Regions from separate parts of the Mus musculus genome. Here regions 2, 3, 4, 5, 6 and 7 are each linked to region 1. Evidence: chromatin loops called from intact Hi-C (ENCODE). Cell type or tissue: left cerebral cortex. All regions are shown on one strand.

What was found. Hi-C counts contacts between places; a loop is a spot of excess contacts. Peaks named below come from ENCODE experiments on the same cell type or tissue, not always from the same donor. Only the 100,000 strongest peaks of a DNase experiment are listed, where the experiment ranks them.
Region 2: a loop joins it to region 1, with 2.3 times the contacts of the local background. A loop is called at or near these places in 4 of 42 quality-filtered maps.
Region 3: it touches region 1 in a loop (2.6-fold over the local background); 7 of 42 quality-filtered maps call a loop at or near these places.
Region 4: a loop joins it to region 1, with 6 times the contacts of the local background. A loop is called at or near these places in 38 of 42 quality-filtered maps.
Region 5: a loop joins it to region 1, with 11 times the contacts of the local background. A loop is called at or near these places in 18 of 42 quality-filtered maps.
Region 6: a loop joins it to region 1, with 3 times the contacts of the local background. A loop is called at or near these places in 14 of 42 quality-filtered maps.
Region 7: it touches region 1 in a loop (4-fold over the local background); 6 of 42 quality-filtered maps call a loop at or near these places.

The regions. Positions count from the first base shown.
Region 1 is chr5:73,852,593-73,856,592 of GRCm38, forward strand. No RefSeq gene overlaps it. Among named protein-coding and RNA genes, the nearest start is that of Gm34960, 50 kb to the left of the region's middle. In left cerebral cortex, a CTCF peak has its summit at 1,592 (motif pointing right); DNase peaks (open chromatin) are centred at 1,646 and 2,263; H3K4me3 peaks cover 833 bases; H3K27ac peaks cover 432 bases.
Region 2 is chr5:74,193,308-74,197,307 of GRCm38, forward strand. It overlaps Rasl11b (RAS-like, family 11, member B), which reads left to right and starts at 2,019. Exons shown (of 4, transcript NM_026878.1): 1 at 2,019-2,283; 2 at 2,796-2,852; 3 at 3,960-4,000. The coding sequence starts at 2,145. In left cerebral cortex, CTCF peaks have their summits at 1,867 and 3,236 (motif pointing left); DNase peaks (open chromatin) are centred at 321, 474, 1,910, 2,406 and 2 more places; H3K4me3 peaks cover 2,662 bases; H3K27ac peaks cover 2,219 bases.
Region 3 is chr5:73,759,421-73,763,420 of GRCm38, forward strand. No RefSeq gene overlaps it. Among named protein-coding and RNA genes, the nearest start is that of Gm34960, 43 kb to the right of the region's middle. In left cerebral cortex, CTCF peaks have their summits at 2,420 (motif pointing right) and 2,628; a DNase peak (open chromatin) is centred at 2,537; H3K27ac peaks cover 1,113 bases.
Region 4 is chr5:74,282,154-74,286,153 of GRCm38, forward strand. All of the region lies in intron 5 of Scfd2 (Sec1 family domain containing 2), which reads right to left. Among named protein-coding and RNA genes, the nearest start is that of Gm32064, 32 kb to the right of the region's middle. In left cerebral cortex, a CTCF peak has its summit at 1,603 (motif pointing left); a DNase peak (open chromatin) is centred at 1,587.
Region 5 is chr5:75,154,788-75,158,787 of GRCm38, forward strand. All of the region lies in intron 1 of Pdgfra (platelet derived growth factor receptor, alpha polypeptide), which reads left to right. Among named protein-coding and RNA genes, the nearest start is that of Pdgfra, 4.5 kb to the left of the region's middle. In left cerebral cortex, CTCF peaks have their summits at 1,008 (motif pointing right), 1,602 (motif pointing left) and 2,470 (motif pointing left); DNase peaks (open chromatin) are centred at 337, 1,114, 1,572 and 2,431; H3K4me3 peaks cover 1,461 bases.
Region 6 is chr5:73,684,215-73,688,214 of GRCm38, forward strand. No RefSeq gene overlaps it. Among named protein-coding and RNA genes, the nearest start is that of Gm34902, 34 kb to the left of the region's middle. In left cerebral cortex, a CTCF peak has its summit at 2,152 (motif pointing right); DNase peaks (open chromatin) are centred at 1 and 2,138.
Region 7 is chr5:74,068,851-74,072,850 of GRCm38, forward strand. No RefSeq gene overlaps it. Among named protein-coding and RNA genes, the nearest start is that of Usp46, 2.4 kb to the left of the region's middle. In left cerebral cortex, a CTCF peak has its summit at 1,902 (motif pointing left); DNase peaks (open chromatin) are centred at 52 and 1,877; H3K4me3 peaks cover 511 bases; H3K27ac peaks cover 600 bases.

The DNA of each region.
Region 1 (4,000 bases):
AGGCATAGAAATCCTAATGGTGTGTGCACCATATCTTGTGTAGTAAATGCCTAAAGAAATAGAGGAGGTTGTAGGAGCTTAGGAAGAAGAAAGCAAAACACAGGTTCAGAAGTAATGGCTCACGATAATCATCCTTAGCACCAATAAACTAAGACCCTACAACTTGGAGGCCCAGGAAGATAGCTTTACCTCTTACTTCAGTTTTACTTCAGCCCAGTGGGAGGCATCCCTGAGCTGGGTCCTGCGGGTGTCACCACAATTTAGGGAAGAGGGAAAGGGATTCCAGTCAGGGAACAGGTGTGGATGCTGGGACACCTGACACATGACCCTTAGGAATGCCAAAAGGCCTTGGTGTGGCTGAAATGCACACCATCCCTTATTGGCTTATTTTAGGGGTTTGGGCTTTGCCAGGACAACTGAGGAGGAGTCATTGGAGGGCTTCCAAATAGGCAACAGTCATGATCAGATTCGAGTTTTAGAAAGATGGTCTGGCTGCTGCCTGGGAAATGAACATCAGTGGTTGAAATGAATATCAGTGGTTGCTGATCGGAGACAGGAAGACCTTACCTTGAACACGTCTGGATTTGTGCCGATCCAGAGTGAGTACATGGTAAACTGGGCAGCAAGTGTCTGCTCTCCTGAGACTCTCATTCTGGTGGGTGAAGGAATTAAGTGGCCAGGTACTCAGAGGTTGTGACGACCTTCATTCAGGTGAGGACTCGAGTTTTAGTCCCTGTGCCTCTTGAAGTGTGCATGTGAAGAGCTCCTGACCTATGTGTGATCCTCATGATGCTGTTCTGTCCCCCTGCCCACCAGAGTTTGACTGTCGTTCAGTTGGCCTCTAGTCCACTGTATGTATACGGTGCAGCAAAGCCAAACTGCAGTGTGATTCTACCTGCTTACTCTCTTCTTTCTCCAATGGGACGTTTTGTGGCACCTTTCCCTGGAGAGCTGGAGAAATGGCATGGGTTAGTCGGGACTTTATTAACAAATAGGCTTTGTGTTACAATGGGTTTTGCCAAATTATGTGAATTATGTGAGTGTTCAGGACATATTCAAGGTGAACCGGGAGGAACTCGTTGGAGGGTTTTGCCTGTGCAGTCAATACTTTCTTGGCATCTGGTTCCACCTTCTGATGGGTTTAATGGGAACATAACGTCATAGTAAATCTCTCCCATAACTCCAAAGTGCATGTCTGGACTCTTGTGTGTGTTTAGATGGACTAACTGGCTCAATAGAAATGGATATTAAGTAACACGATTTTGTTTCCTTATTTAAAAAAAAAAAAAAACTAATGGAATGAGAGTGCTTCATAAGAAAATCCTATAGCTTTTGCTGCCAGACACTTTGTTTCTCCCTCACAGAGCCACTGCTCGGGAGCTATCCTTTCATTTCCATGTTGAGAGGAAAAATGGAGAAGCCAGGGAACCAGCGCCGTTTGGAAAATGCTCGCCACAACATCAGGACCCAAGTTCCATCCAGCGGCGTATACATACATATGGGTGTGGTGACACCGTCTTTCCATGGTACCAGGGAAGCAAAGACAGGCAGGTTCCTGGAGCTCGCTGCCAGTCTGCTTAGCCTACCCTGTCTTGAACAGCAGGGGGCAGCAAGAGACAAAGAATACAACGCTGAACTGGGCTTCCCCAGCCCCCATCCTTGTTTGGCTTAGAAGAGTATGAAGTGGGGAGAGGCCGGTGGAGGAGTAGGAACCGAATCCAAGCCACAGAATCTCAATTCACAAAGATAAGTGGATGCAGGCCTTGCTGGAGCAAGATTTACTGAAGACAATAGCCAGACTTGAGTTTCACTGAAGAAGCCGCCCTGTGGAATCCTTAACGAAAACCTGGCTCTCTTCGGTGGCATCCACCGCATTGAGAAATAGCTCCGTAAATGAGACAACCGAATGTAGTTCTCTTTGAATAAAATTCGGTGACCTGAAGTTATTCTGCTATGAGTGGGAAGCATGAGTCTCAGAAGCTAGAGGTACCCGGGCATCTGGGGTGCCTGGCATCCAGCACTGTACCTCTCTGGACTCAGCTGATCAGACCAGGCCATATGTAAAATACTGGGTCCGGAGGGGAGTGGTCGTAGACAGAGTCTCACATGTCTCTAGAATCCTTGTGATGCGTGAAAATCTGAGCCTTAATGCAGGATTTTCCGAGCTAAAGAAAACTTAATCAGGAAACGGATGGGTTTGTTGCCAAATGTTTCTATGGCGTCCTGGAGTTAAATGGTGAAATTAGAAGTCCTGGCATAGCTTTGAGGATCCTGTGATGGCCTGAGCATTTCGGCTAGGCGTGAGTGTGGAAGCAGCTAGGGGATGGCGCCAGTCCCGTTCCGATTTTGAATAGTTGTCGCACTATGGAATAAAGCCACAGTGTGTTTGTTGCACTCAGATTTCCACTAGGATTTCTTCCTTCAGTCTCCCCAAGCTTTGGCTTTCTCATCGGTAAAATAATGTATTTAATAGGGATCTGGGGTGGATGGGAAATGATACACCTGGGGACGCTGAGATGCAACTGTGGTCCAGATGGAGCTGGAAGCTCCTCTCTCCGGCTCCCGGGAAGTCCCACGGGGTTTACTCAGACCTCCCGGAGTTTTCCAGGCGTCCCGCCAACTCTTGAAACACAATAGATAAATTTTTTACTTATAAGTTGCTATAAGTCTTCTCTCAAGTGAGATGTACTTAAAAGTGCAGTGTGCTCGACTTTGAAACTGTCTTAGCAATCATGGACAGCGCTAGGTCTTTCACAGGTGGTTGTAGCATGGCTGGAGAGAAACAGGCTTTAGAGCCGGCCAGTGACTCCTCAGCCTACAATGACAGGGCCAGTCCCGACTGTATCGAGGCTTTCTTTTAGAAATCTGGTACCAACTTCACAAATCCTAGTGGGAGAGGCAGGGTCAGGGACATCAAGAAAGTTGCAGTACAGGCTTGTTGTAGAATATTTGCATATTTACTGTTTCCAGTGCACCTCACTTTGAATCGGATACAGATTTGCTCAGGATATAAAGTCAGCTTCCACACCAGATCGGTCGGGTTAGATAACTGCAAATGTCACTCTGTTTTTTTTTTTTTCTTGGCGTGCAAATGGTTATTAGTGTGAGGTCTGTATTATGACTCTGAAAAAGCTTCTGAACGGAGTTTTGGTATTTTGGTTTTACATTGGTAACAATCTTTTTTGGCTTAATCAAAGCTTTTGGGTGAGGGGTGGCATTCATTACATCACTCTGAAACTCTGGCTGGCGTGCAACTCACTGTGTAGACCTGGCTAGTCTTGAACTTGTGGAAATCTGTCTGCTTCTGCCTTGTAAGTGCCGGGATTAAACTCTGACCTCACCAGGCTCAAGGTCATTTTTCTTTGCATTCAGATGTTTAATAAATTTTATCCTCTTTTGGGGAGGCCATCATAGCTCAGGTAATTGTTAACCTCTATAGCTACATGGACAAAACCCAAGCAGACACAAACCAGTGTCCTAAAGAAGGGCCCTCCTATTTCCTGACGAGTCCACAAAGCTATAAAAACACTCCACTGCAGCAGCAAACACCTGTTGACCTGGGACTCTCAATAAAGTGTGTTTGGTCGGTGTTTAGCCATGGAATTTGCACTTTCTGATTGGCATCAGACTGTATTCACTTACAGCTCCTCATCCAGTCAGCAGACACCCAGGCACCATGTTGAGATGGCTTCATAACTGTGGCGATCCTCATAGGCTCACATATTTGATTGCTTGGTCCTTAGGGAGTGGTGTTACTTGACAAGAATTAGGGGGTGTGGCCTTGATGGAGTAGGTGTGGCCTAGTTAGACGAAGTATGTTGCTGGATGTAAGCTTTGGGGGCCAGCAGATCTGGGTATAGAACTCTCGCTCCTCCAGCACCATGTCTATCTGCACACTACCATGCTTCTGGCCATACTGATAATGGTCTAAACCTGAAACTGTAAGCTAGTCCCTATTAAATGTTTTCCTTTATAAGAATTGCTGTGGTCTGCTCATGGA
Region 2 (4,000 bases), 340 kb after region 1:
TCCTCCTCCTCCTCCTCCTCCTCCTTCTTTTCTCTCTCTCTCTCTCTCTGCTTCTCTCTCTCCCTTCCTTCCTCCTCCACTTCTCTCTGTGTTTTAAGTACAGCCAGTTCATTTTGACTTAAAGTAAGTATACTCTATTCAGCCTTCATGATGCAGACAGAAAAATCACTGGTCTGGTTAGTCCCATGGTAACGAAAATGAAACACCAGACGCTAAAGTGATTCAAGGCAAAATTCCCTTTGAGAATCTTTATCAGGTCTGTGTGTGCAAAAAGCAGCCGAACAAATGTTGTAGACTACGTAATTATTTCCCATGTAAACACTAGAGAATTGCAGGCTAGAGGGCCGGGGGCTGAAAGGTGCACGGTACCTTAATTATAGCCTTGCTAAGTTTGATTTTATAGACCGGCAAAACTCAAGTTTGATTTAAACCACACAGAAAGACATGATGCAAATTGGCCATGCCCTTTGTCCCAGACTCAGACGTCTGATCTTGCTTCAGTCCAGTGTTTTCCCTAGAAGGCAGACTTTTACTACCGTGACTGCTCAGCCTGTTTGCCACCCCACCCCCTCCATTCTGTTGTTCATCCTGGAAGACTTAACCAGGCAAGTCTACATAATCTTCCTAGTTCCCCTCCGATTTCTTCACCCCTTCAAACTGTTACTAGATACAGGGTTTGTCCCGGTCTGACCAGAGTAGGAGGGTAAATTCTTATTACCTGGTGAATGAAGCCCAGAATGGACTGTGATTAAACAAGAAACGGTGTGTTGAGCCTGGAATCAGCTTCTTTTGCTTTTCTACCTTCAATAAAGGTGTACAAAATGCCACAGGCTTTGCTCTTAGGCACCAAGATAAAAGGCCCTGAGGGTTGTAAGGGCATGCTGGTGGCGATAGATAAAGTAGGTTGCTGAAGTTGGGATCTGGCCAGCAGTTGTCTGTGATTTTCTCTGATGAGGACACGGGGGTACTTGGTATTTTTATGAGTGCTAGACTCCTCATCTTCCTTGGCGACAAGCCACTTTTAACTAACCTTTATGACTAGGCTAACCGTGGGGCCCCTCTGCCTCCCGGTGAGTCCAATCCACAGCTGCACTGACTTCTTGTCTTACCTTTCACAGATCTGGGAGGAGGCGTGACTGGGCTAGCCATGCAAGCTTGTTCTAGTGACTTTTAGCCTGGCTTTGCCTCTCGGGGTGCGGTACTTGCTTTCCACGTTGTGTGCCTTCTCGTGGGCTTGCACTGTTGGCAAGAACTAGAACAAAATAGGTATTTTGCCCCAAAGACAAACGCCACATTTTGGGTCACGGAGGGGTGCCTTTGTTTAGGAATACAAGGATGGGGAAAATGTATAATCCAGGATAATACTTTGAATGTAGCCAAGTCAGTGCAAAGATGTCGAGCGCACGAGCAGAACATAGGGCAGGGCCAAACAGGGCAGTGACCTATGGGGCTCCCAGCAGGTTCCTTGGGGTCAGAGGTGGAGAAGCCAGTGGTCAGAGAGGTTAGGGGACCTGGGACCCAATTCAGAGAATGCCTAGGGACTGACCTACGGAGGCCCAGCGGCGAGGTTGGCAGACAAGGGTGGGTGCTTCTAAACCCACCGCGGATCTGAGATCCCGCGGACACGCCAGGTCTCCTATGAAGGCAAGGACAGATTCCCCCCACGTGGACCTGAGACCCAGCAGACACGGCCAGATCCCCCCACGCGGATCTGAGACCCCGTGACCCCGCAGGCACCGGTGCGGCCGCGTGCTAGCGCAGCGGGAGCCGGCTGGGTCCCGCACGTTGCCACCCTCGCGCCGGCCGCCCTGTTTTCCTCGGATCTCACGGGGCCCCGCACTCGCTCTCGGCTCCTGTGGGGGCGCAGCCTGGTAGTGCAGGCCGTGGGCGGGGCCTCGAGCGGGGCGCTCGGGGATTGGCTGCTGGAATGGAGGCGGGGCCTGGGCCAGAGAAAACCCGCGCCCCGGCGGCTGCCATCCCAGCCGCGATCCGGAACCCCCGAGCCTCTCTTCTCGTCGCGCTCTCCCGTTCTTTCCAGTTTCTGCCCGCGCGCCCTCCGACGGGGTACCCTCCTCTCCTTGCAGCGCGAGCCGTCTCCTGTCCTGACTTTCCTCCCCGCTCCGTGCAGCCGGGCCGTAGCGGCGATGCGCCTCATCCAGAACATGTGTACCATCGCAGAGTACCCCGCCCCAGGCAGCACCGCTGCCGACTGCTGCCTGGGGGCTGCGGGCCGCCGGCTCGTTAAGATCGCCGTGGTAGGGGCCAGCGGCGTGGGCAAGACCGGTGAGTCCATGCGAGGAACCCGCTTGGTGGAGGGGCGGGACGTGGGAGACCCCCGCTCGGACTGGAACTGAGAGACGGTGGGCGTTGCAGTGGGATCCTCTGCCTCTTCATGTCTCTGCTTTAACGAAGAGGGTCACTGGGGCCCAGAGCGTCCCGCCGACTTTCGGGCCAGAGTAGAACTTTGGGGCTTTGGGCTTTTGGCAGGATCTGGGGCGGAATGGGGGAGCTAGTGATTGTAACCCCTCCAGGAGTTCCGTAAGGTTAGGAAGAAGTTTGCCTGCTGGAAGGCTTAGGTGTGGCCCAGCTGGGCTCCGCGGAGGGGCTGGGCCTCAAGACCCTTCCTGCTGGCAGAGCTGTAATTCACTCCTACCTCCTTGTGTCTGGTAGAGGGTCAAGGAGCCCTCGGTGGCCGGCTGTGACTTTCTTTGGAAGAGTTGTTTTCCAGGTGGGGGTGGGGTGGAGAACCGTCTAACTTAGTGGGTTAACAGTCTGTTTTCTTTTCTGAATTGCAGCTTTGGTGGTCCGATTCCTCACTAAACGATTCATCGGGGACTACGAACGAAATGCAGGTGAGGAAACGTACGGAGACCAACCCTGTTGGGATGGCCGCCCTCATTTCTCAGTACCTTTAAGGACACTTCCTTCAGAGTGACAGTGTTTAGCATCAAGATTCTGCTACTTCCAATTCTGCACGCCCCCTCCCCCTCCCCCTTCCCCCTCCCCCCAGCTGCCATCTGGCCTCATTCCATTCTTGGCGCATTCATCATTTTATCAAGTGCCCGAAAGTATTCCCTGTGGTATGTTTTAACTATAGGGACCCCAGTTGGAAGCACCGTTTGTACTCCAAGGCCTTGTCCTTTAAAACATGCCTGCAAAAGTCATAAAAAAAAAAAATACCCAACCAAACAAAAAACCCAGCTGCAAGCTCCTCCCCCACCCTCTCCCTCTGCTGGCTGCCTTTCAGGGGCGACCTTTGAAAGCAAAGGCCAAAGAAGAGTTGTAAGCCTAAAGTTCTTTCCTTAACAAAGACAAATAAGTAGCTGCTATGATTCTAGCAGGGGGAGAGCAAATTGCTTAACTAAGTAGACTGTATGGTTAAATTAGTAGACTTGTATTAAGTACCAGTTGGGGATTTAGTTGAAATGAGCCATATAAGCTGTCCCAAGATAAGACCTGGTGGCCTTCTGCTTTGATATAGAGCTGATCAGAATCATGGCACATATTCATGCTAAGAGGGATGCTAACTGTGCATTTACTAACCGTGTTTGCTTATGAAGCTATTGTGGGCAAAATATAACTGTTCAGAGAATGATAATATAAAATAAAAACAGAAACCCTGCGTATACTGAGCCAGAAACTTTCCTCCGTGGAACTACTCTAAATATGGAAACTCAGTTAAAATTAGACCAGCAAGTTTCTAAAAACCCACAAACTTTGACCTACTTTTGATAAAATTTGATAATCTACTAGCAGGGGCTTAAGACTGCACGTGGCCTTTAAACAAGATCTGAATTAAGTGCATTAACTAGAAGTAAATCACATCTTTCTCTTGTGTGTATCGGTGCAAGTCGTGGTACATTAAAAACAAACAAACAAACAAACAAAAACCCAAACCATAATGTTTCCCGAGGCTGCACATGAAAGAGGAACACACTCTCCTTTCTCTGTCTTCATAGGTAATCTCTACACAAGACAAGTTCACATAGAAGGAGAAACG
Region 3 (4,000 bases), 93 kb before region 1:
GAACAAATAGTTACATTTTTTTCCAGTAAGTTGTCATGATTTCCCTGTTATAAAGCTTTTTCTTGCTATTAAGAATCCAATAAAATACATGTCAACATTGAATTCAACAAATATTGAAACTTAGTGCCCAGGGAAGTGAACATTTACTCATTTCCCTCTGATTTGGGATTTTCTGGAATCATTTTTTGGAGCTGTTTTGGGGGTTTTGGGTTTTGTTTTTTTTTTTGTTTTTTGTTTTTTTTTTTTTGGTTGATGATGTTCCAGTGAACTCAGCACAAATGCATCTGACTTTCAAATGAGTGATTTAAAACAACTTTAATAATAGAGAGTTTAATGCTGATTATGGGTCAGAGGAAGAATAAGTCTTACTGTCTTTGCTCTTTAAGCTACAGTTTAAAAATCTGAGATGGTGTCTTTACCATACATAGTTTCTGATAGTAAACGAGCTCTTAGAAAACCCACAAGATAAACCAACATTGCCCCTGACAAGCAAAGAAGATAGAGTTTATCCTAAACATTCTGTTCTATTAAAAATTAGTTTTTGCTGCTTGATATTAAATTTTACGCAAAATAAAGTGATTTTATAACACCTCAGCTAAGAATCTAAACTTTTAAAAGTCATTTGAAAGGGTAAGAAATGGGTCAGAACTCTGCCATGGGGTGAACAGCTGTCCTCAGATAAAGTCCTCAGAGACCTGAGGGCAAGCAGATGACTCTTGCCAAGGTCTTCATTCTGCCACTAGGTGAATACATATCAGCTGATGGCTGCCATCCGGGAAAGGTACAGGGGATAGCGGTGGGCTCCAAGACACCCTTTTGCATGTTTGTTTTCAGTTATCTACGTCTGTCTCTATCTATGTTTGTCTGTCTCCATGTCTGTCTGTTTCTATGCCTGTCTGTCTCTCTGTTTGTCTGTCTCTATGTCTCTCTGTTTCTACCTATGTCTGTCTTTACCTATGCCTGTCTCTGTCTCTGTCTGTCTCTATGTCTGTCTGCCTCTATCTATGCCTGTCTCTATCTATGCCTGCCTCTATCTATGTCTGTCTCTAGCTGTGCCATCTTTATCACCAACATCATCTATCTGTTCACTTAGCTACAGGTCAGACTCCTCCCCTCCCTTCCTCTCTCCTTCTCTCCCTTTGTGTGCCTGTGTGATTAGCTTAGGACTTTGTTGCCTGGGACTTTTTAAATTCTTCCTGAGTTTACAGTTTTCCCCCTCTTGTATTCATTTCCAACTATGTTTGAACTCCCTGGAGAACTAGCTGTTTTAAATTTGTGGTTTTAGAGGCCAGGTTAGGAACTTATCCAAAGAGGAGACTCAGCCCCAGTTTCCATAAGGCTACCTCTTCATGGGTGAGAAAAAAAAAGACCTCATAGCCACCAAGCAGGATGTCTTTCTTTGAAGCTGGAGTTGGGTGAGCAGCTGAGTTCACCCAACTAGATGTAGACTAGAGGGAAATGATCACAGTTCAGCTTGGTTCTACCCTTATTAGGTGTTAGGTCTCTCTCCCTCTCTCCCTCTCTCTCCCTCTCTCCCTCTCTCCCTCTCTCCCTCTCTCCCTCTCTCCCTCTCTCCCTCTCTCTCCCTCTCTCTCCCTCTCTCCCTCTCTCCCTCTCTCCCTCTCTCTCCCTCTCTCTCCCTCTCTCCCTCTCTCCCTCTCTCTCTCCCTCTCTCCCTCTCTCCCTCTCTCCCTCTCTCCCTCTCTCCCTCTCCCTTTCCCTCTCCTCCTCTCTCCCTCTAGCCCCCTTCTGCCACATACACACATACACATACCACAACACACACACACTCATACATACCACACAGAAACACACACACAGGATCATATATTTGAGTACTTGGTTCACACACACAAATACAAACACACACACACACACACACACACACACACACACACACACACACACACACACAGGATCATAGATTTGAATACCCAGCTAGCTGTGCTATTTTAGGAGATTTGGGGACTTTTAAGAGGCAGGGCCTTGTTGGAGGAAGTGGACACAGTGGGGGAGCCCTATGGCATAAGCTTGTAGTTATGACTGAATCTCTTCTGTGTCCTAGACTGCTCAGGTGATGTCACCAGCAGCCCATGCTCCCACTGCCCCAACCGCAGGCTGTGACACTGCCATACCTTTCATATCACATGAGCAAAAAAAAAAAAAAAAAAATCCTTCTTTCTTCAAGTGGTCTCTTCTAGCACTTCTTATACATCATTTTGAGAATCACAACATTTCTTTCTCCAATCCTCAGTTTCCCCCTGTATGAAACACAATGGATGAGTTTCTCTGACGTCCTCTTAGGGTAATGATGCAAAAGTGAATGAGATACCGCATAGGGTTTTCCATGCTGTGGTTTCTCTCCCTCGCATCCATCCCTAAGCCTGAGATGCTTCGTTTCAGCGAGGCTCCATGGGTTTGTGCACTAGATGTCAGCAGAGCTCCACCGTTCAATTGGCCCTGCGTTGGAGGGGGGGGGGTGTTCTATTCATGGAAAACACTTCCCAAATGTTCTCATTGTGCTTTGCTGAGCCTGCAGTCCTGTCTCTGCCCTGCACCCACCCCACCCATCTGGCTAGAATTCCCTGTCAGCACAACTGGCCACTGTGTTGAAGCTTCCCACTCAGGGTTTCTGGAGAAATTCCTCTAGTATTCTTATTCTCCAAGCATTCGTTCAGAAAGCATGAAACCCAAGAGGGGATTAAAAAAATTTTTTTAATGCAGGGCAACATCACAAAGGATACTTGCTGCAGACAAAGTCAATGCTGTTCCAATTAAGCGTTTCTGTGCTCCATCCTTCTTCAGTGTCCAGTTGTCACAGCCACGTTTCAAGGTTCCTCTCTGGTAACAATTGGAGCTTGAAGCAGAAACTCAAGAGCTGGCTTTGTGTGTCCCAGAAGCACTCACTCATCAAGCAAAACTTCTTCTACAGCTGTGGTTCTCAACCTTCCTAACGCGGTGACCCTTTAATATACTTCATGTTGTGGTGACCCCAGCCTTAACATTATTTTCCTTGCTACTTTATGACTGTAATTTTACTACTGTTATGAATTGTAATGTAAATATGCAGTGTATCTGACATGTGACCCCCCCAAAGGGGCCATGACCCACAGGTTGAGAATCAGTGGTCTACTGAGAAGAAGAAATATCTTAGACCCTTGGGTGGTCTTGCTTAAGCACATGGGCTTTAGAGCTATGTCCTTCTTTTGGAAAAAAAAAAAAAAACTATGTCTTTCCTTGCTAAAGGTTTGGCCTCCTGCTGGGTGGGATGTGGGTTGGAGGCTGCTGGGTTAAAACAGGACCATGTTTTGGCTTCTTCAGCCCTGGCAATCTTGCTGATATCATTGTTGCTCCTTACACTGGCAGCAACATCATTTCCCTGCATGCTGACAAAGTGCAAGATGCGTTTAGAATTTGCTTTCCTTCGGAGAATGAAGGGTATTCAGCATTCAGTGTCTGACATTGCCTGAGATTGCCACTTCACATATATAACATGGAGACCACAAAGGCACACTGCTACGCACAGGCTACACAAGCTTTCTCTTTCCGAAGGTTGCTCTTCTCACATGAGACGGTCCCACCGGTTTATTTTCTATTCCATTTAATTTTCTTGTAGAAGCTTGAGAAGGATTTCATCGTATTTTTATTGAGCACCTATTATGAAATAGGCCCTGAGCTAGTTGCTGAAGACAGCCCCGCCCCCTCCAAGTCTCTGGTTGGCAGGTACGTGAATATCAGGTATCTCTGGTGACTAGCTGGAGACCTGGGATGGGAGAGGATATGGGGAGTCTATTGAGGTGACCCTCACTTCAATTCCTACCAGAGGGGGCCATAGAGACTGATATTGGCGCTTTAACTGAAACATGAACCAGCATTGATTAGCTTGAGAAGGAAGGAGTTCATTTAAGACAAAGACCCCATGACAGGAGGGCACACAACATGGTGATACATACATTTAACCCCAGCACTCAGAAGGAAGGTCTCTGGGAGTTCCAGGCCA
Region 4 (4,000 bases), 430 kb after region 1:
TGAGTAGTAATATAAGTATATGATATGCAGATGATCTCAGGCAACACATAGGTTCAGAAGAGTTGCTTTAAGGCATCTTACAAAGCACACAATCCCTATATTAGTTGAGACCATTGCTGTTAGCATATATATCTCATTTCAAAGCTTGCATATTCCTGTCCTAGGAAATATTTTCCAGTGGGCCTGTGGCTAACCTCTTCTATTATCCCAGGATTAGCTCTGGTAGAGATTTATTGAAAGAAAAATTCAAGAGAGTCACTATCTTTCCAAAGGAAACAAGAAGAGGACAGCTAGAAAGAATCACATGCCTTTGAATGCACAGGCAAAAATCTAAGCTCAAGAGGTCCAACAACATCAAATCTCGCAGTCCCCAGAAGAGGCGACCGCATGAAGGAGAGCTCTGAGTTACCAAGCATGTGAAGCAGGAACAGCGAGAGGCAGTCACAGGCTTGGGAGACCACCATCACAGCCTCAGTAGCATCCCAAGAGTAAAACCACCATCACAGCCTCAGTAGCATCCCAAGAGTAAAAACAAAGCAGTGGAGGGTGCCACACAGGGAAGTTCTGCATCCTGATCTGTTTTTAGGCTCAAGTCCCAGGAGCTGGGAGGAGAAAGGCAATAAGTGAAGGAGCTTGCAGTGATGGTGGCTGAGGAGCAGAGCTGGAGTGATGTGTGTGGAGGGAGCATGGTGCTGGGACCAAATCCTGATCCCAGCCAGAGCGATCCCAGCTCTTAATTGCTGAGCCATCTCTCTAAACCCCCCAAACTCTTTTTGAGGGCAGGTCCCGTTTAGCTCAGGCTGACCTTGAACTTGCTATGCAGCTGAAGTTGATCCTCCTGCTTCTCCCTTCCAAGTCCTGGGACTACAAGCACATGCCATCATACTTAGTCTGACATACACATATGTCCGAATTTGCAATCAAGATTTGGCAATAAGGACTTAGAAGTAAGGAGGAGGGAGGGATCAGAGATGAGTTCTGGGTAGATGGTGGTATCATTCATAGATGGGACAATACCAGTACAAGGAACCAGCAGACAGGCTTTAGACATGGGGTCATGTGGGTCTAGAAACCGAGCAGTGGCTATGTTGCTATAAGGTGTGGCACTGAGAAGCACTGAGAAGGCATGGCTGCCATTATTAGCATTACTGCCCCTATCACTAGCAACCACAGAGAGCTGTCAGGACCAGGGGAATCAGAGCAGAACGGTGATGCTGGTTTGCCTATGCTGTGAGTGTCAAACACATTTATTGGCAAATTGGTTCAAATGCCACGAATGCTGATGATAGACTGGTTTGATGGCTCACTCTGTAACTCCATGGAGGTCTCCTTTGGAATAATGCTACCACAGAATTGTTATTGAATGTTTCCGTCCTTCTAAAGTAAAGAGCTTTAATGCATAATAAACAAACACAACGCATGTGTTCTCTAGATGGTATGTATGCCTTAGATGGGTACATCTTAGCTGGTAACCATCAGGAGAAAAACTGCTTTAGCCACCAGTGCACACAGTGTCATCCTAAGTGAGCAAAGCTTATCTCGATTGTGTTCTCCTGAGCTCTTTCGCTGGGCAGTGAGCTCTCATACTCCTCTACTGCCCTCCGCTGTTCAAGACGAGTCAGCAGGCAGCTAAGACTGCAGCCCAGCCAGTGGTGGCAGGGCTGGGTGGAGGGTCGGGGAGCAGCGAGCTTTATGGTCTCTGTCTCTGCTTCATCCAAATTTATCTCAGGAAGATACACATGACAGACACAGTTTAAAATAACGATCCACAAGGGGAAACAAATACTTTTTAAAAACACATTGTGGGCACAATTTATGATCACCATTCCTTGCTCTCCCATTGAGGCCATTTTAATTGAGTTCCAATGTGAGCTACTGGATCCCTGACTTTACTGTGATGGCTTTTGACAATGACATAATTTGGCTTACAAAAGGTCTATGTCTTCACCCTGCAACCTGGACACTGCCAGACAAGTCTTCAAAGGTAGTGTAAGACAACAGATCCAGCAAACCAAAACCAATGTTTCACTCATTTCCCACGTCTCATTGCCAACACTGTAGATCTGGTTTTCATGGTGGATACACCCAATCTATGCCACGGCAGTCATCTGTAGGAAGTAGCACCCATGACTCTTTTTTTCTGCTGCATGTGAAGAAGAGAAGCTACGTTATAAAGCTGACAAAATAATTTTATGACTATAGTTGAGTTTGTGTTCAAAGAAGATGCACTTACTAATTTATCTCACTGAACACTCATTTCAAATCCTGATATTTAAACTAAAATGTTTCAATAACAATTATTGTCTAGGCAACTGCTAGTTTCTCTGTGTGTAGAATTGCAAGGCCTACATAGAGGGTCTTTTCCTATCAATAACTTGTCAGTTTTAACATCAGTTTCTATATGTAAGACTGGAGACCCATTCAGATGATGAACATGTGACCTCTATTGACCAGGGGAAGCTAGTCACAAGTAGAGAGTGCCTCATCACTTGAGCCCCGCCTCTTAAACCGAGGGTTGCAGCCCCATGCGGGGCCTGTTCCTGAAGTGTGGGCTACAGGAAAGTTGGCAACAGGAAAAGGGGTTTAGAATGTACAAGAACCAAAAACGAGTTTAAACCCCAATGTATGAATCCTGGGTGTTTCTAACAGTGCTTTCTGGAGTTAGATTTCTAAGCCACTTCACTGTAGCCTTGGAACTGAATGCACAACACAGTTACCATGTGTGCCTTCACACTGCTCAAGGCCAGGAAGGAAAACATGGGGGAATAGTGGGCAGTCACAAAAGCAGGACTTACTCATGTTGTAGCCTGGCTCCCAAACAGGAAGTCAGTGATGCCACTCAGCCCGGTAGGGAATTAAGCCAAAGGTGCTTTGTGTCAGTTATCTTTATATTAAAACAAAAGGAGGGGATATATAATGATAGTACAACCACTACGAACTGGGGAATTTGAGTACAGGTAGATCTTTAAAAGTAACCTTTTCTGCTCCTCTATAAAATACCTACTTCAGTACCGGGCCAAGAACCCATCCTAGATAAGGGGGCTGGCTCTATGAGCAGTGCTCTGAAACCTCAAGGCGCATTTTAATTCCTTTTCAGGGAAGCAAAAAGTGTCCCATGGTGACTGACACTGGCTTCAAAACACAACTCCAGTGGGAATGCACTTGGACAGGCTCACAGATTTAAGTTTCTCTGAGACAAGGGTCCTTTGGGTGAGTGTACAAAGCCTAAAAGAGACCAAGCTGAGACAAAATGAACAGCAAAAGGTTTATAAAACAGGATTCCTGAGCAAGACCTGGTAATTCCTGCTGAGTCAGAGAGAGCCACGCCCAGCCATATGCAGTGCTTAACCCCAGAGTCTGAGTATTTAGTTTTGAATCTTCTTGGTTTTGTGGTCTGTCTTCAGTTTCCCCAAGCCGCTGTAAAACAATGAAGCTGGCTTTTGTACCTTCCCCAACAATGGTGAGAGTGGAAAATGATTCTGCTTACCTGCCCCTCTGTCCTTTATAAGTCAATGTGTTAAGCTGAATTCTGTAGCCTAGAGCACATTTTTTTTTAAATATAACTAAATAAAAAAGGCTATGGAGAGTTTTGAGACGACATGGGTATTTAAACACAGAACTTATTTAATTGGGATGTAATTAAGTCTCAGACCGTTTATGCTTTCCCATTTCTCTCGGGTCTTAGAGAGTATTGATCATAACACACTTATTTAATACTGTCTGACTGCGAGACTGTTCCCTGTAAAGGGGAGATCCTGGCCGAGCTGTCCTGGCTCTGGAAAGCTGGGCAAAGCATTCAGCATGCATTAGTGAAAACAGATGAGCATGCCCGGCATTCTTCAGAGGCCTGGACAGGGCCCTTCCTACGGCAGCACAATCATTTTGCTTATTTCCAATAAATATTTCTTTCATTTGGCATACAGCTTAGCACCATGTTTTATTAATTAGCCTTATGTTTCATCCTAAATACTAAAATAGAAGCCTCTCAAGTTCCTCAGGA
Region 5 (4,000 bases), 1.3 Mb after region 1:
GCTTAGGAACCCTTGCAAAAGTCCTGTTTTGGGTTGTCTCTAGTACAGCTGGGTTTCTAAAGCTCGCGGGAGAGAAAGAAAGAAAGAGAACACAGTCCAACTCCACTGTTTATTGCCCCGGATCCCTTCTTTTGCTGGAGTCTGCAGACCCGCAGGGTTCAGACTCAGAACCTGGCCTCCCACTTCTGGGCCCAGGGGCTTCTACTTTCTTCCTGGGCGCGGGCTGGGGAGAGATGCAGGGGGAGGGGCTTCAGGCTGCAAACGCGTCAGGCGCCGAAGCTGGCGGGCGGGATTTCTGCCTCCTGGGGACAGGACCTAGGCTGCGCGGGACCTGGGGACGTGGTGACCATCCTTCTGCCTGGTGACCTCGAGGGGTGGGATCCCCCTCGGGCCTTCAGTGAGTAGCATCCAGGTTAAAGGTTGCTGACTGGAAAGCTGGATAGGTGACTCAAAGGTGAGAGGCTCAGCGACAGTCTGGCCGCTGATGGTTGGGTTGGCCGGAGGCATCAGCATTGAGGAGGAGAAGGAGAAGGAGGAGAAGGAAGACGAGGAGGAGGAGGAGGAGGGGGAGGGGGAGGGGGAGGAGGAGGAGGAAGAGGAGGAGGGGGAGGAGGGGGAGGAGGAGGAGGAGGGTGGGTCTTGTAGGAGAGTACTCAGTGTGGGATGCAGAGTACGCAGCTTTCGCTGACTGCATTCTGATTCCCGACCTCATCGGTGCCTTTTTTTTTTTTTCCCTCTGAAGTAGTTCAATGTTTTTTTCTTTTGTTTTAAACTGAAGGGTGGACCACCAATACTAGCTGGGAACTTAGACGGTAGTAAAAGGGGATAAATGTAAGCCACGGACTTGGAGAGTCTCTTTCTTCTACTTCAGTTCCCTTCCTTCCGGAAGGTAGAGAAGCTAGAGGCATGAAGTAGAGCAGGGGTGCCCAGGGGCAGGGCAAACAAAGGGGCAAGGTGGGCACTCCAGACCCCGAATCACAGAGCTTGGTCCAGCCTTTGGTTCTGGCGGCTGCGGTCGGTGCTGGCTGGCCTGCAGGAGGCGCTGTGGCTCGCCTGTAACCCTAAACCTGGCCCCCTCCCTCCACCCTGCCCAGTCTCCTCTCAGGTCGCAGTTGAAAACAATGCAAACGCTGAGCATAGAGCCTGGGGCGCGGCGGCCTCCGCAGTCCTGAGCTGGAAGGAAAGGGACTTGGGCTTGGGCCTGGGATCGTCGGGTAGATCCGTGTCGCCTGGTATCTGGTGGCGATCTTGTGGCGCGGGGGTTAAGGGAGACAGGGAGAGAGGGTGTTGGGGAGGGGGGTGAGAGACACAGATACACACACACACACACACACACACACACACACACACACACACACACGGAGAGAGTGAGGGAGAGGCAGAGAGACGGAGACACACAGAGACAGGCAGAGAGACAGGCAGACACAGAGAGACACCCAGAGAGAAGGGGTGGTCGGGATCCCGAGCGTGCTAGCGCGGAACCTCAGAGAGAATCGGCCCCAGTGCGCGCAGCGCTGTAGGGGACCCGGAGCCTGAGCTTTGAGCGACGCCGGAGCCAGCGGGTAAGATCAGCGGGGTTGCCGCGCCCTCTAGTGGCTCCCGCAGCGCGACCCTTGTCCCAGTAGCCCTGGGCGGTCGAGCGGTCCCCAGCCGGGAGCCCAGTGCGCCTGGAATTTGGGCTCACCTGGGTCGCTCTTGAGTTTTCCTGCGGGCACTGCGTTGGCGCAGAGGCGTTGGGTGGACAAGAGTGGGCTGAGGGTCCGGGTTTGAGCTGGAGAATTGGGGCGTCTTAATTTAGCAGAAGGTGGGTGGAGGCGGTGGAATTCCGGATCCAGGGAGATCTTGGGGGACAGTAGCCGGCGTGTGCGCTCCAGGCCGGCTCAAGCTTCCTTGGCCTGTTGCTGTCTTAGACCCCGCGTTACCGAGCAATGGAAATAGTCCTTTCTAACCAACTGGGCTGCAGGGACCCCGCGGGGGGCGGGTTTACGAGCAGCGAGAACAGAGTGGCAGGGAAAGGCGTCGTGGTCTCTCTTGGCAGGGTCTAGGTAGCCTTCATGCTTGGAGAGGTGGAAAGTCAAAGGGTGTTGTTTCCCCTAAACCCAAGTGACCAGTTCTGCAACATCTTTGAGACCTGGTCCACAGCGCTATCTTCCTGGCTCTCAAGGCACGGCTGTGTCTTGGTCCCTCTTTGGGCAGTGGTGATGATAATTATGCTGATGGTGACGATGGCGGTATGTTTGTTCCTCAGTGAAGTCTCTGGAGGTCCCCAAAGAAATTTAGCATTTTAGATAGGAGTTTTGTCATTTCTTCTTCCACGCCTAGGAGCTCAACTACAAGTCATCACAAGACCTAAAAGTAAAGATTAACCTACGATTTTTTTTTAAAGTTGGGACATTTTAAAATCAGAACTGGTTTCAATGGCGCCTGCAGCTCAGAGACAACAGGACACTGGTTCTTGAACCAACACTGCCATCTGCTGTCTACTCTGAGGAACTGCATATGCCTCTGAGAGGGCTTGGCAAATTCCAAGCAAATATTGGTAGGAGGGAAGTTTCTCTCTCTCTCTCTCTCTCTCTCTCTCTCTCTCTCTCTCTCTCTCTCTCTCTCTCTCTCTCTCTCTCTCTCTCTCTCTCTCTCTCTCTCTCTCTCTCTCTCTCTCTCTCCCCCTCCCTCTCTCTCCCTCTCTCTCCCTCTCTCTCTCCCTCCCTCCCTTTCCCTCCCTCCCTCCCTCTCTCCCCCCTTTCTCCCTCCCTCTCTCCCCCTCCCCCCTCTCCCTCCTTCCTCCTTCCCCTCTCCCTCTCAAATTTTAAATTTTTATTTCAAGTGTATGTGGGGGGGTTCCCCCATATTTATATATATGAGTCTTGTGCATGCCTGGTGTCTTCTAAGATCAAAAGAGAGTGTCAGGTTCCTGAGTCTGAGCTGCTGTGCCGGTATAGAGACTTGAACCCAGAGACCATTCGGTGACCTTAACCACTGTGCTATCCCTTCATCCCCCTTTTTGCTCTTGAGGAGCACAAAGATGATTTTATTAATTTTTCTTTCTTGCGAGTCTGCAACAATCTCCAGAGGAACAGATTTTATTTTTCAGACATTTGTGTAGTTTCCAACGTGTGTGTGTGTGTGTGTGTGTGTGTGTGTGTGTGTGTGTGTGTGTGGTCAAGAGATCAAATTCAATCCTTCCAAATGCTCAGTAAGCCCAGTGTGGCTGAGCTACATCGAGCCCTAATTGCTACTCTTTCACACGTACATAATGAACGGGGTTTATGTGAGCAGGCCTGAAAGGAAGGGAGCAGGCTTTTTTCCTTCTGTAAACACAGCGTGTGGGCTTGGTGACTTCAAGACACCTGATGACTTTTCTTTTCATTTAGTGACAGTCGAAAGGATGTGTTATTTTATTCTTTCAGAGTTACACATCTGGTGCAAAGAGACCAGAAAGGTCTATGAACCCAGGCTGCCCCCTAAAATGCATGTGTGTAAAAGTGTCCCAGCCCCTGTCTCTTATTGAACATTTAATCTTGTACTTTGGCAGATCAAAACACCGCAGACCCTGGTGGGGTACAGGTCCTGGGAAATACAATTTGGGCTAGAAAACGCAGAAGTGGCCACCATTGCAGACCCATATTTAAGCTGCCTGGGCTGAAGTTCTGAGAGCGAATAAAGAGAGAGGAGAAACAAAACAAGAACCTAGATGTGCTATTTTCATAGTTAGAATTAACTTAGGAGAACTGAAATTAACCAAACCTCAGAAATCTGAATCTTGAAGGACCTCGGTGGCTTTGGTGGCTGAGAGCCTCCTGTGGTCTTTAATTGGGACAGGGTGGGGTGGATTTCATTGTCCAGTGGTTGAGCAGCGAAATCCATGTTTTTTGCTCTTACTGTCAGGGAAGCTGGGAGTAAGCCTCAGGGGAGTGGTAGCTCTTCTGGGAGCAAGCTTGCATCCTGTTTACTTTCAAATTTGCCTGTGGTCTCTGGTAGGAGGCTCACCTTAGGAGTTTTC
Region 6 (4,000 bases), 170 kb before region 1:
TCCTGTCCTGTGGGTCATGAGTGTGAGGCAGGATGGAGCAAGTTCCCTTCATTATCATTCGAGAGGCTTTTGCTGTTGACACAGCATAGTGCACAACTTTCAGTTGTTGGAGATTCTGACAGAGCTAAGGGGTTGTGCATACTGAAGGGTGATGCTTGGGGGAAATTTGACTCCCACTGTGGGGCTCTGTGTGGTAGTGTCCTTAGGCCGGGCATGATTCAGTCCTGGTGGCTGCAGAAGAGACATATAAACACATATATTCAGCATTTTCTGCTGTGTGGAGCTCTGTGCTGTCTGTAGACTCTGTTAGCATCACTCTGTGTCCCAGCTATCCAGGACTTTAAGCTATAATAAAGCTTTTTTTTTTTTTGTAGTATAAATAATCTGCCTCTAGTATTTTATTACAGAAGTAAAGGATGTACAACCGGGTACCCAATAAAAGTTCCAAACTGGGAATCTCTTGTGTGTTTTATACATGCTTATCTTTGTTTTCTAAGATACAATATTACATAATATTGTATATTGTATTTGTATTATAAGATAAAATTGCCTCCATTTCCAATGCTGATACCAGAATGTATCCAGTGTGTATGTCTTTCTTTAAATCCCTTACCTTATATCTTTACATCTTCATTTCTAATTTCCTCTTGCTTCTCTTTGAATTTCTCCCTTTTCCTGGTTTCAGTTGTTCTCATCTCTTTGGCACCCATGCATTCCCTTACATATAAGCATCTAACCTCTAAGCGAAGTATGAGTGGATATGAAGACAGCAAATGACATTTCACATGAAGATTCACATATGCCCTGATTCATACAATGCATTCATTTTACTGAACTTTCAAATGATTTTGACTTTAAATAGTTAGGCTGTTAAAAACAATTAAAAAATAAATTAGATGTACAATAAATCTGAACTATGGTAAATCTTAGCTCAGTGAACTCAATGAGAATATTAGCTAGTATTTCCCAAATTGTTGACAAAAATACTTGGTATGCACATCAAAGATGCATCTGTGGGTTTCCTGTCAAGCCTAGTAATAGTCTCTGGGGCATTTGCATCAGCACAGAAAGGCAGGTTTGGAAATATTGGCCAAAGATCGGGCTTCATTAACCCTTGAACAGGATACCTGAGGCCTAATGCAATCCCTGGAACTTTCCCAACTGTGAATGCTGTGTGACCTACAGACTGCATGTGCTCAACTACTTGTTTCCATCCAGAAATATGCAAGCCATTGAAAATTGAGCATATTTAATCCTTATCTGCATGTGTACCTAGAACACATGGCAAGTCATTGGCCACACATCTAGATTGTCGATAAAAGAGGCTGGGGGAGAATGCTCATTTTATTTCCCATATATATGTCAATATTTTCTTGTCCTTAGTGTTGGATACATTTTGTTGTTGTTGAGAAAACTATACTTCTTTACTCCCTTACATCGCAGAGATCTGGGCTCAGCATGTGTGATTGAAAGCTGGGGTCATAGCTAGGATCGTGACTCCCCACGAGTACAGCTGGATAGTCGCCGTCACAGGCCAAGGGGAGTGAGGAGTTCCTGGATGACCTAGGCTTATTCCTCCATTGTCTCTAGAGGAAAATCCCAAAGGAGAGAAGGTGACATCAGACCCCCACGGGTGGCCCGCCATGACTGGAATTCCCACAGACACGCCATCGAACAGTTTGGACTTCTACTTTGAAAAAATATCAGTGATCCCAGAACTGCCAGAAATATACTTGCTTTGTTCCCCAATGAACAATGCAGCCCCCATCTTCACTTCTTTCAAAGCCCAATATAATTTGCCACCATCAAAGCAAAGTTAGATTCTAAAGAAAGAGTCACGTGTAACCCTCATTTGAGTGAGACAACTTTTGAGAGGCTTGGCTGGGTTACTAATTCTCTAAACAATGTTAGCTAGAAACAACAGCTCTTTTCAATGTTTGAATTCAACCTTTCTCTATTGACTATCGGGTGGTGAGAATGTAACAGGGATGGCATTGGATTTATCAAAGTCATAATACTTCCTGGTGTGACCTCCCCTTCCCTAAGTAGCTGCCACCACAGTTGGAAGAAGTCCAAGCAAGCAGCATTTCCCAGGGAAACTCAGGCCTGGGACCCAGAAGTTCCCTGGGAAATGTCTGAGAGAAGGCACTAGATGGCAATATTGCTTAGGAAATGAGACGAGCACACTTGCTGTTGGTAATGGTTCAAAAATAAAAAATATTAGTCCTCAGATAGTATCTACAACGTCATTCCTAGCTTAACTGGTCACTGTAAACTTGGAAAACATCTTGCATTGATAATGAATGGTCGGGATAAAAATATAGAGTGTCAGAAAATCTAAACAACTATGTCATAGCACCCCATAAAGGATGTATATGCTTATATGCTTTATCCTCTTAAGGCTCAAGAAGCAATTTCTTAAGCACAGGAGGTGAAGGTGGGAGTAATTCTTGTTTGGCTATCTATCTATCTATCTATCTATCTATCTATCTATCTATCTATCTATCTATCTATCTCATCTAGCATCTATCAATCATTTATCTATTATCTATCATTTATTAGTTTATCATTGGTCAATAGTCTATCATCTATTCATTAATCATATCTATCTATCCATCTATCAACCATGCCTGTCTATCAGTCTGTCAGTCTGTCTGTCTAATTGTTTATCTATCTGTCTATCTATCTATCTATCTATCTATCTATCTATCTATCTATCTACCTATCAACCTATCATCTATCTACTATCAATCATCTATCATTTATTATCTATTTTTCTATCATCTATCTATTATCTATTTGTCTATTATCTGTCATCATCTATCTATCTATCTATCTATCTATCTATCTATCTATCTATCTATCTTGGTATTTTAAAATTTCAATCTAACACCACCAACCTGGAGTTCTTACTGAGATGAATGCAATGAATGGCTTGGGATGTCAGCTTTTTCTCTTCTTGTCTGGCAGAGAACTTGGGCTGCATTCTCAGCGTTCACACCATGACCACCTTAACACCAGTTGCAGAGGATCTGATGCTCTCTTCTGTTCTCTAAAGGCATCTGCACATACATGGTGCACACACGCTCAGGAAGGCACATATACACACAAATAGATGTAGAGCTGGCTTACAGCAGCTATGGTTTTCTGCAAAAATATGCACAAGAGCAAGCCAGGCCACATCTAGCATTGATAGGGAGGGCTCATAGAGTTATCGACAGTTGACAGCTTCTAGTGGAGGGAAAATCCTTTTATTTTCAGGGGTGTGGCTCTGGTAGACTGATCACAATCCAGCGGATTGGCCCCATCACCGAGTTTATAAAGATATGAGCAACACAAACTATATTTGGTGGATTGTTTAAGAGGAAACAGGATATGACCTTGGGACAGAGTGTGGAGAAAATTGGGACTAGATCTGGAAGGAGTTAGGTGGATGAGCTAGGGTAAATATAATCAAAACACGTTGTTTGCTTGTACAAATTCTCAAAGTATTAATAAAAATATCTTCAAAAAAGAAGTCTTACTGCAATGGAGAAAGCAAAATGGTCCTCACCCGTCTGCTTAGGGACGCAGCTGATCTATACTGGGAATGAAGGTTCTTGCTGAGAAGAACCTACAACCAAACCATCAGAGCTGTAGTAACATTATTGCTTGAGACAGGCCATTCTGAGAACAGTGTACCCTGGAACTACGCAGCACCCAATGGCCTGCAGTGAATCTGGACAAGAGGAGGAGGCTTCAAGATTGATTTAAATGACATCTTTAAAGTTCTTGGTAAGCCTCATCTAAGAAGAGAACATGTGTGCTCCCCTCCCCCAGTTAGCCAAATTCTTCAATAGGATTCATTCTCACTCCTCCCTCTCCCCTCCCTCTCCCCTCCCTCTCCCCTTTCTCCCTCCCTCCCTCTCTCTCTTTTTCTCCCTCCCCCTCCCTACCTCCCTCTCTTTCTCCCTCCCTTCCTCTTCCTCCTCTCCTCCTACTTTCTTCTCTTCTGTCTCTC
Region 7 (4,000 bases), 220 kb after region 1:
AACTTTAAAGTTTCTCTCCAGGGTTCTAGCCAGATGGCATCCGCCGGAACCCGAAAAGTAAAATGAGACCAGGACATGGGCGTGGCCAGAAAGCCCTAGCCAGCAGCAACCCAGCTGCCTAGGGAAAGGTTCCCAGAAAGGAAAGAATTCCGGGTCTAAGCAGGCACACTCGGGAGATTTGTGACATTAGCAGGTACAGAGGAAATGGCCAGGTTCTGGGCGGTACTAGAGGCTGTCCAGGAAATACCAAAACAAAACTTTCCTATCTCCCATCCTCGGAGCTCCTGATCTCAGTTTTGTTTGAGCTTTTACACCTTCCTGCGGAGGCCCAGACTGCAGGCTCAGGGTGCACACTGTACACACCACTTGAGGGATATGTTCGTGAGAACTGAAAGAGTTCATTTCAAACATGGGGAATAATTGTGCAGACAAGTTTGCAGTCCCAAGCTTTCCACAGGGAAGTTGTGCATGTGAAACGTGATAAATTCCCAAACCAATGTATTTTGTGGAGAATTAAATTAGGAGAGAAATTAATATAATTGAAGACAGCTCTGTCTAGCCAAGAGTAACATACTGGGGGCTGGGGGGCTAGGGTTATACACATAACATGAGAGCCATCCATCCATTGGTAATTCTTCTAGGATCTGGGGTGGAAATAGAAGACAAAACCACTGACTGAAGGGTGAGGGTGGGGGACGGGTCACATGGATACTGTATTTTTCAGTGTGTAGAAGGATTAATATTCCTGCTCACAATGACTCATTCTACCTGAATTTTACTTTCATTCTTTTTTACTGCTGTCAGTTACGACTCTTCCAGCTTCTACATGATTAGTTAATAGACATGGTTAGCTCCATAAGGCTTACAGAGCAGGTATCCAACCCAGCTCTGTGTTTCTCAAATAAATAGTACAGATAAAGGCATGCTAAACTTAGGAGGGGCACCATTTGAGGAGGGGGCAGGGGAGGGGGACCATCGATAAAACACCCTAACTATGACTGGCCAGAACACAGTAAGGTCCTGAAAAGCTTAAAGACTGAGAAATGTCACAAGCTGAAGGCCTCAGCTTTGTGCGTGGTTAGTCTAAAGCTTTCATGCTTTCTAATGATAAGCTTTGCGATTTTTTCCAATATGAATGCACTGAGTGCAAGGCCTACAGGGGTTAAAACACAATTGAGAGCTGGGGAGATGGCTCAGTCTATAAAGTGCTTACTGCACAAGTACAGATCTCTAGACTCACGTCCTGCCCCCCGCCCGAGTCCACACCCACAGGTAAAGAAACACAGTCATGGTGTATAACTATCCCAGTGCTGGAGAGGCAGAGAGAGAACACAGAGATGGGCTGGTATTTGCTGCCCAGCCAGACTAGTCAAATCACAAGCTACATATTCAGGCAAGACCCTCTCTGTCTCAAACAAGTAAAGTGCAAGGGGTAGAGAGATGGCTGGATGGTTAGGAGTGCACACTGCTCTTCCAGAGGACCTGACGTCAATTCCCATCACCCACTTAGGGTGGCTCACAAGTACCTGTAACTTCAGCTACAAGGTATCCCATGGTTTCTGGACCATGGCACCTACATCATATGCACATACCACCTACACACACACACACACACACACATCCATAATTAAAAATCAAATAAATCGGGCTGGAAAGATGTCGCAGTTGTTAAGAGCACTGACTGCTCTTCTAAAGGTCCTGAGTTCAAATCCCAGCAACCATCCTTAATGAGATCTGACGCCATCTTCTGGTGTGTCTGAAGACATCTTAAAAAATATTTTTTTAAAATAAAAAGAAAATGCCAATTTTTTAAAGGGGGGGGCCTGGTAAGATAGCACAGTGGGTAAAAGCACTGACCACTCTTCCAAAGATCCTGAGTTCAAATCCCAGCAACCACAAGGTGGCTCACAACCACCAGTAATGAGATCTGATGCCCTCTTCTGGAGTGAGCGGGGCCAACCAGAGGGAGCAGAGGTCCTAAATTCAATTCCCAACAACCACGTGAAGGCTCACAACCATCTGTACAGCTACAGTGTACTCATAGACATAAAATAAATAAATCTTTTTAAAAAATCAAATAAATCAGCTGGGCGGTGGTGGCGCACACCTTTAGTCCCAGCACTTGGGGAGACAGAGGCAGGCAGATTTCTGAGTTCAAGGCCAGCCTGGTCTACAGAGTGAGTTCCAGGACAGCCAGGGCAATATAGAGAAACCCTGTCTCAAAAAAACAAAACAAACAAACAAAAAAAAATCAAATAAATCTTTAAACAAACAAAAAAAAAATAAGGCAGAAAGGAGGGAGACATCCAACATCAACCTCAGGCTTTGACACATACAACGCACTCACACATGAACATACACATATGTTTACACACACAAACACCACTGGCACAGAGAAAACCAACCAGGACCTGGCCCTGGGTGCTGTGCCAACAAGAAAAAGGATTGTTTGGGTACCCTCTAAACACCTAAAACCAAGTAGACTGTAGACAGGTTGAAATCTGGGTGTGGTGCAGTGTAATCCAGCACTCGAGAGGCTGAGTCAGAGGGACTGCCACATGTTCAAAGCCCACCTGGGCTACATAGTGAGTATCAGGCCAGCCAGGGAGAGGTAAGAAGATTCTGTTTACCTCTGGAAGAAGAAGGAAAAAAAAAGTTGAAAGGCTATGGGTTAGTCAGCAAATCAATCGAACACTGCAGAGTTTATCCAACTCATGAATGATTAAATGTGTTTTACAATTCGGCAAGGTTGATATAAACAAGTCTCAATTACAGAAGGCTCTTGGATTAGAAAATTGTAACCCTGGCTTCACTGAGTGGAGAACTACCCAGGTAGGAAGAGGTCAAACCTCACAGATGGTGCCTAGCTAATGAGTGGATTTTGAGGGAAAGTGTGTCTCTATAGAGACTACAGCTGATGTGAGATCTATGGCTGGAAAAGAATAGCCAGGACATGGAAAAATGGTTTCTAGGCCAGCATCAACCTAAGTGGAGCAGAGCGAGGCAGCCACTCCAGGTAGTGTGCTCCCTGCTGTAAAGTGCGACCCATCGGCTAGCACTGGCATTACCTAGGATGTGGTAACTTGTATAGTTACAAGTCTCAGAACAGGTCTAACTCTACTTCAGCCAACCCTTGTGATGGAATTCACCATGTGCCCACCCTGGAATTATTCTGTGTCTTCCAGTAGCCACTGCCAGACCTACTCTGGGAAAGATCCCTCTCCCATGCTGTCTTAGTCAGGGTTTGTATTCCTGCACAAAACACCATGACCAAGAAGCAAGTTGGGGAGGAAAGAGTTTATTCAGCTTACACTTCCACATTACTGTTCATCACCAAAGGAAGTCAGGGCTGGAACTCACACAGGGCAGGAACCTGAAGGCAGAAACTGATGCAGAGGCCATGGAGAGGTGCTGTTTACTGGATTGCTTCCCCTGGTTCACTCAGCCCAGGCACCACCCACAATGGGCTCTCCCACCCTTGATCACTAATTGAGAAAATGCCTTACAGTTGGATCTCATGGAGGCATTTCCTCAAGGGAGATACACAGAACTGACCAGTGCACGTGCTCAAACCCTAGGGTTCAAATGAAAGAAAGAAAGAAAGAAAGAAAGAAAGAAAGAAAGAAAGAAAGAAAGAAAGAAAGAAAGAAAAGGCCAGGCGTGGTGGTGCACACTTTTAATCCCAGCTCTTGGGAGGTCTTATAAAAAAAAACAAAAAAAAAAACAAAAAACAAAAAACATTTAATTGGGGCTGGCTTACAGGTTCAAAGGTTCAGTCCATTATCATCAAGGTGAGAACATGGCAGTATCCAGGCAGTCATGGCACAGGCAGAGCTGAGAGTTCTATGTCTTCATCCAAAGGCTGCTAGTGGAAGACAAATTTCTGAGTTCGAGGCCAGCCTGGTCTACAGAGTGAGTTCCAGAACAGCCAGGGCTCTACAGAGAAACCCTGTCTCAAAAAAAAAAAAAAAAAAAAAAAAAAAAAAAAAAAGCCCAAAAC